Linked DNA regions of Homo sapiens: region 1 is linked to region 2. A link is a loop called in an ENCODE intact Hi-C map of the cell type or tissue named here. Cell type or tissue: mammary epithelial cell. All regions are shown on one strand. Each heading gives the region's core, and the rest is flanking DNA. Links, peaks and the distances in the headings are about the cores only.

Region 1 (2,928 bases), core at 166-2,665, 290 kb after region 2:
TATAACTTAACATTCTTCTTTAAGAGGTCGTCAGTGTTTGAAACTTAATACACAATTAAATTATTCTGAAGCCTGCACAGAGTAAGCACATACACGCTAGCACGACCAATTAACTGCACAGCTTGAGAAATAAGAACAGCTCTCACTAAAGATGGGTAGTAACATGGGGGAAAAACAGAACAGTAATAATTTTTTAAAAATCTATAGAAACTTAAATGTGGGGACTATTAATATCTTGAAACTTCTGAAAAGATAACTGATCAGTGTAGCAACTAATCTGAAATCTTAAAAGGACACCAACAATCACAAAGTAACCCAGTTGTAGAAAATTCCCCAATGAATAAGTAATACATGCAACATGGTGTAATGATGGCAAAAATGGTGGGCTAAGGGGACAGTCAGGCTGAGAAAATTCTTGAAAGTTTCTAATGATAATGTAGAATCATCCCAACTTGCTTCACTTGGCTTTTTAATTTCTTTTTCCACTTTTCCAGTCAGTGGATGATTATAAATGTCATTTTCTACCTTATGAATAGAGTGGATTTTCAAATGCTTATTTGTAGTGTTTATTTGAAGGCCAGTTAATTACAGTTTAAGACCCCTAAAAAGCTAATTAATAAAAGACATCATGTTCTGATAACTAAAAGGCTTATAAACATCATTCTGAGTCCTATGAAACTGAGTCCTCAAAGCACAGATTAATAACAAATGGCATCTAGCAAATCTCTAGTAAACTTTCTTATCATAAAAACAAGTTTATGCTCTATTATTAAAGCCATATGAGAAACAGTTTTGGGTGTTTTTTTTTTTTTTAACTACAGTAAAGTTACTTACAAAGAAATGTGAAAGATAACTGGGGTAGTAGTAATAAAAATTCATTTTGAAACTGAAAAATTCATATTGTAATGTCTGTGATCAAAGGTCAACGTCTTTCAACATTCTCATACAAGTCCAACCTGGATAGAAATCAACTCAAATATAATTTAGAAAAATAACAGGATATCAAACAATGTATTAAACCCCGTGAAATACAGGCATACCTTACAAAAACAAGAAATGAATATTAAAGGCAATTTCAATTACATTGTTTCTGTTATATTTTGAATTGAATCCCAAGTGTGCTCTCATTCCTCAATACAAATTAAAAATAAACAACTTTAACAGCATCAATGGCATCTGGATTACAATGGAAATCATGAAGTATATGAGTTTAACCTGGGTAAAAATAAAGCCCAGGCAATATGACTGCACCTTTTCCATTCCATGCTGCAATCGCATTTACATCTCGAAATTGACTCTAATGACCAAGGCAAGGTCAACTAGAAAAATCCACTCAGCTGGTGAGTCAGGCACATTGCTCAACGTCCGAAAGGCCTCTCACAAAGGGTTTTAATTTTCAGGCTGTTGCATCACAGTGATGTTATAACTGCACTGCACAAAAATAAGTCTTTAACCCAGAAAAGGAAATTGTTTCAAAAACTACAGTGAGTGTGAGAATACACTTTGTTGAGGTGCAAATTTCCCCATCTGGTTTTCAGGCTCTGCGACCTGGGCTGCAAATTCATTTCTCTGAGTTTCCATTTCCTCATCTATGAAATGTGGATGATAACAGAGCCCCTCAACACTGTGCCTGGCACATGCAGAGTATGTGTTTAGTAAATACTAACTCTTTATCTCTTTTCTGAAGAATGATCAGTATCAAAAGGCAACGATGCCTATCAGTTCCAGGCTGTTTTTGCTGCTCGTGACTCTTACTGAAGCCCTGACCTATGTCGCAAGTGTAAGGGTAAACCAAATGAAAATTTGGTCAAAAGGGTCAAATATCAACAGTTTCACAGGACTGGCCTTAGTTTTCAGGCTACATATACCCCCTACAAGAGAGCTTATCTGTGGGGTCTCACCATCCACTGCTGATCTCAGACCACAAAGTTTTAGATAGAGAAATCATCCAAGCTACAGAAAATGAGTCACAGAATGTGTAAGGGAATTGGAAAAAGCTGAGCTATTAATATGGCAATTGTCACGTCATTCCTGCTACTATAATCGACTCATCTCTCTATTCCTTCAAGCAGCTCCCCAAAACATTAACCCAATGACTTGGGAAGTTTGAGGTTCTGCAATCCTGTCAGGAATTCCCCTCAAACTGAAATTAACATTGAACACGATGGCAAATTAAAAAATATATATATTATTAGAACAAAAAAAGTATCTCAAGAAAGATCTTACAGACTTAATTCCAACACGAATCCTTACTGTTACTGCGAAGAGATTTACAAAGAGAAAAATGAAGGTAAATACACACACACACACACACACACACACACACACACACACAGATTCTGGTTCCTGATCAATAACACAGGAAACATTTATTGAACTCCTCACAACCAACTAAGTCAACAGGTTTTATTCCCTCAGTTTACCCTGGAGAGTGATGGAAATCAGGACAGTGTTGGAAGATAACAAGCTGGGGCCTGGGACCCAGGGTTCTTGTGAGCCCAGGGCCTGCGCTCTTAGGATCTGTACCTCACCGAAACCTGTTCTCTAACTACTGCCTGTAACAGGAGGGAAACTGATTAGGGATAGCGGTGTAGGGTATGATGCCAAAGAAAGCAAGTTTTCGGTCAGTTTTCAACAAAGAGCAGATTGCGTTGATATGCTTCAGGAGAACATCTGTGATGTCTCCATGAATTACTGCATGGGTACAATCTTGGAAGTCTTTATGCGAGGATGAAAGTACTGTAGTTTTACAGTAGGACAGCAGCGTCTATGTGGGCGTTTAGATTTTATTTTGAACTCTGGAGATCAGTGTTCTCTCTCCTCTAGCCTTTGACCACATAAATTAAAGGTTAAAAAAAATCGGCTCAACTCAACTGGCCAAAGTCAAGCTGAGGCCTTCCTTTTAATCACTATCAATACTGGAGCGCC
Region 2 (2,928 bases), core at 332-2,831:
ACAGAGAGACAATTGAAGATAGTCCATAAGTCCCTTACTTAAACTGGTCATAAGATGTCTTTGTCACATAGAATAAAATAAATATCTTGAGTCCATACGAGTAGAATAAATAACAGAATAAAATGGGTAAGTAAATGGGGGAGGAGAGAGAGGTCATATGGAAGAATTCTACTAACAAATGCAGAAAGAATAAGGAAAATACAAAATCATCATTTGGTGAACACCACAGTAATGGTGGTTGCAGGCAAAGTCTGCCAAATGTTTGTGGATAAAAGGGATATTTGCCTAGTGCCAAAGTATCTCCCCACAAAATGTCTATTAATCAGAGTGAAAAATATAGATGTCTATTCATACAAAGGGAAAAATTAATAGAAAAGGAAAACTAGTTCTTATTTATGTTTACTTTATAATTTCTTATTGTATTTCTTATGTCTTACATTTTTTATTGATATTTACTACTTGTGCACTAAGCAATGAAGCAGACACTACCTTAACCCAATGATCAAGGCTAACAAAACCAACAATGACACATATTACATCACGTGCCCCTGCTGCACTGCACTGACAAAGGCACTTCTGAGGTCTTCTTGCCTAAAACTCATACTCTCCATCAAATCATAAGAAAACATCAGACAAACCCAAATTGAAAGACGTTCTTCAAAATAACTGACCAGTGCCCTTCAAAAGTGTCAAGATCAAGAGAAACAAGGAAAGACTGAGAAGCTATCCCAGATTGGAGTATATTAAGGAGCAAGAGCTCAGTGCACTGTGGGATCTGGATTGGATCCTGGGACAGCTAAATGATGTTACAGGAACATGGGAAAACCTAAATGAAGTCTGTAGTTAATAGCATTACACCAGTGTTGGCCCCTGATTTTTTATAGATGAAGGTTATATAGTCACTCTGATTTTTTTTTTTTTGCAACCTTTCTGTAAGTCTAAAAGTATATCAAAATTAAAAGTTACTACAGAAAAAGACATCTGGGTCAGGCAAGCTCAGGTATGCTCCCTTGTCACCAGGATAGAGCCTGAATCTTCCTTCTCCCCATTCCCCCGGTCAACCCCCAGGCTCCTGTCCAGTGCCAGCCAGAGTTGGGGAGCTTTAAACCACTTCAGTACCGCTCTTGGAAGGACACAGACTTTTTATTTATTTGGAGGGCTTTGCAGAGAAGCTGTTACTGGATTTTATGAAATGACGAAAGTAGTACGTGCTCATTGTAATAAGTCAAAGAAAGAACATGTATAAAGGAAACAGCAATAAATGACTCATCCTGCCACAGTTCATCCCCACCCCATTGACAGCATTGGCATGCAGCCTCCTGCACGCTCACCGTGCACATACGGACCACAGAGGCCTGTGGTTCTCTCTCCTACACGCACAGAGAAATGGACTCAGATCACAAATATTATCATATTCTGAAACTTGCTTTTTCATTTAACAATTCATCATGGGTATTTCTTGGATACAGAGATATAGAATTCTACCTAACGTTTAGAGAGCTGCATTCTATTCCGATATTCTATAGTATGATTGTATTCTGGTTTAGTCGACCAATCTTTTTTTGATGAATATTTGTATCATTTCCACTTTTTGCCATTATAAGCAATAAATATATCTTTATCTATTGGCATTTTTGTTCCTGAAGAACAGTCTCTAAAAGGAAGGATTGTTATGATGAAACATTCTTATTTTAATAAATACTCTTGTATTACTTTCCATAACTATTTTAACAATCGCATTCCCACTAGCAATGCATGGAGAGCCTTTTTCTTCCCTCAAACTCTCACAAGCCTTCATTCATTCGGCAAGGATTTTTTGCAGGGCCGACTGTGTCTCACTCAATTAAAATGTTGCTTTAACATATATTAAATTCCCAGCCGGGTAAGGTAACTCATGCTTGTAATCCCAGCACTTTGGGAAGCTGAGGCAGGTGGATCACTTGAGGCCAGGAGTTCAAGACCAGCCTGGCCAACATGGCGAAACCCCATCTCTACTGAAAATACAAAAATTAGGCAGGCGTGGTGGTGTGCACCTGTAATTCCAGCTACTCAGGAAGCTGAGGCACGAGAATCACTTGAACCCAAGAGGCGGAGGTTGCAGTGTGCCAGGATTATACCACTGCACTCCAGCTTAGGTGATAGAGCAAAACTGTGTAGAAGGAAGGGAAGGGAAAGGAAGGGGAAGGGAGGGGAGGGGAGGGGGGGAGGGGAGGGAAAGGGAGAAGGAAGGAAAGGGAGCGAAGGGAGAAGGAAGGGAAAGAAAGAGAAAGAAAAAGAAAGAAAAAGAAAGAAAAAGGAAGGAAGGAAGGATGCAAGGAAGGAACGAAGAAAGGAAGGAAGGAAAGAAAGGAAGAAAGAAAAGAAAAAGGAAAGAAAGAAAAAAGGAAGAAAGAGAAAGAAAAGAAAATATATTAAAATCCCATATATATTTGGACCTATTTCTGGTCTATGGGCCTCTTTCATTTTTTTCCTACCCATTCTACTCTGATTACAGTAGCTTTAGAGTATAATAAGTTTTACTATTAAGTAGAGCAGGCTGCCCAATACCATGTTTCTTTTCTAAAGTTTTCTTGGCAATTCTTACTCATTTATTTTTCTTTAGGAAATTTAAAATAATTTCCGCTCAACTCAAATACATTTTATTGGCATTATATTTCATATTGCATCACATGTGTAAAATAAAGATATACAATTTATTAATGTTTTCAGTATGTTAAATATCTTCAAAATGTATAAGCACAAACTTCAGTTTTGTATAATATATATATATTTTTTCAACTATTCACATTTTTAAGATTTAAATATTCCCCTCCAGAAGTATGGAATTGCTCTCTATTTACTCAAGAATTGATCTACATCCTACACAGAGATTTATACCTTTCTCTGAGTATGTCTTGAACTTTTTGGTAAAATTTATTTTCTAGGGAT

Evidence for each region. A loop is a pair of places that touch in the nucleus more often than their neighbours do. Peaks named below come from ENCODE experiments on the same cell type or tissue, not always from the same donor. Only the 100,000 strongest peaks of a DNase experiment are listed, where the experiment ranks them.
Region 1: a loop joins it to region 2, with 10 times the contacts of the local background. A loop is called at or near these places in 3 of 110 quality-filtered maps.

The regions. Positions count from the first base shown.
Region 1 is chr9:91,418,057-91,420,984 of GRCh38, forward strand. All of the region lies in intron 1 of NFIL3 (nuclear factor, interleukin 3 regulated), which reads right to left. Among named protein-coding and RNA genes, the nearest start is that of NFIL3, 4.3 kb to the right of the region's middle. In mammary epithelial cell, for the core only: no CTCF peak of the experiment used is centred there; DNase peaks (open chromatin) are centred at 1,355 and 2,035; H3K4me3 peaks cover 234 bases.
Region 2 is chr9:91,130,451-91,133,378 of GRCh38, forward strand. All of the region lies in intron 1 of LINC02937 (long intergenic non-protein coding RNA 2937), which reads right to left. All of the region lies in intron 2 of LINC00484 (long intergenic non-protein coding RNA 484), which reads left to right. Among named protein-coding and RNA genes, the nearest start is that of LINC00484, 13 kb to the left of the region's middle. In mammary epithelial cell, for the core only: no CTCF peak of the experiment used is centred there; a DNase peak (open chromatin) is centred at 1,271; H3K27ac peaks cover 1,672 bases.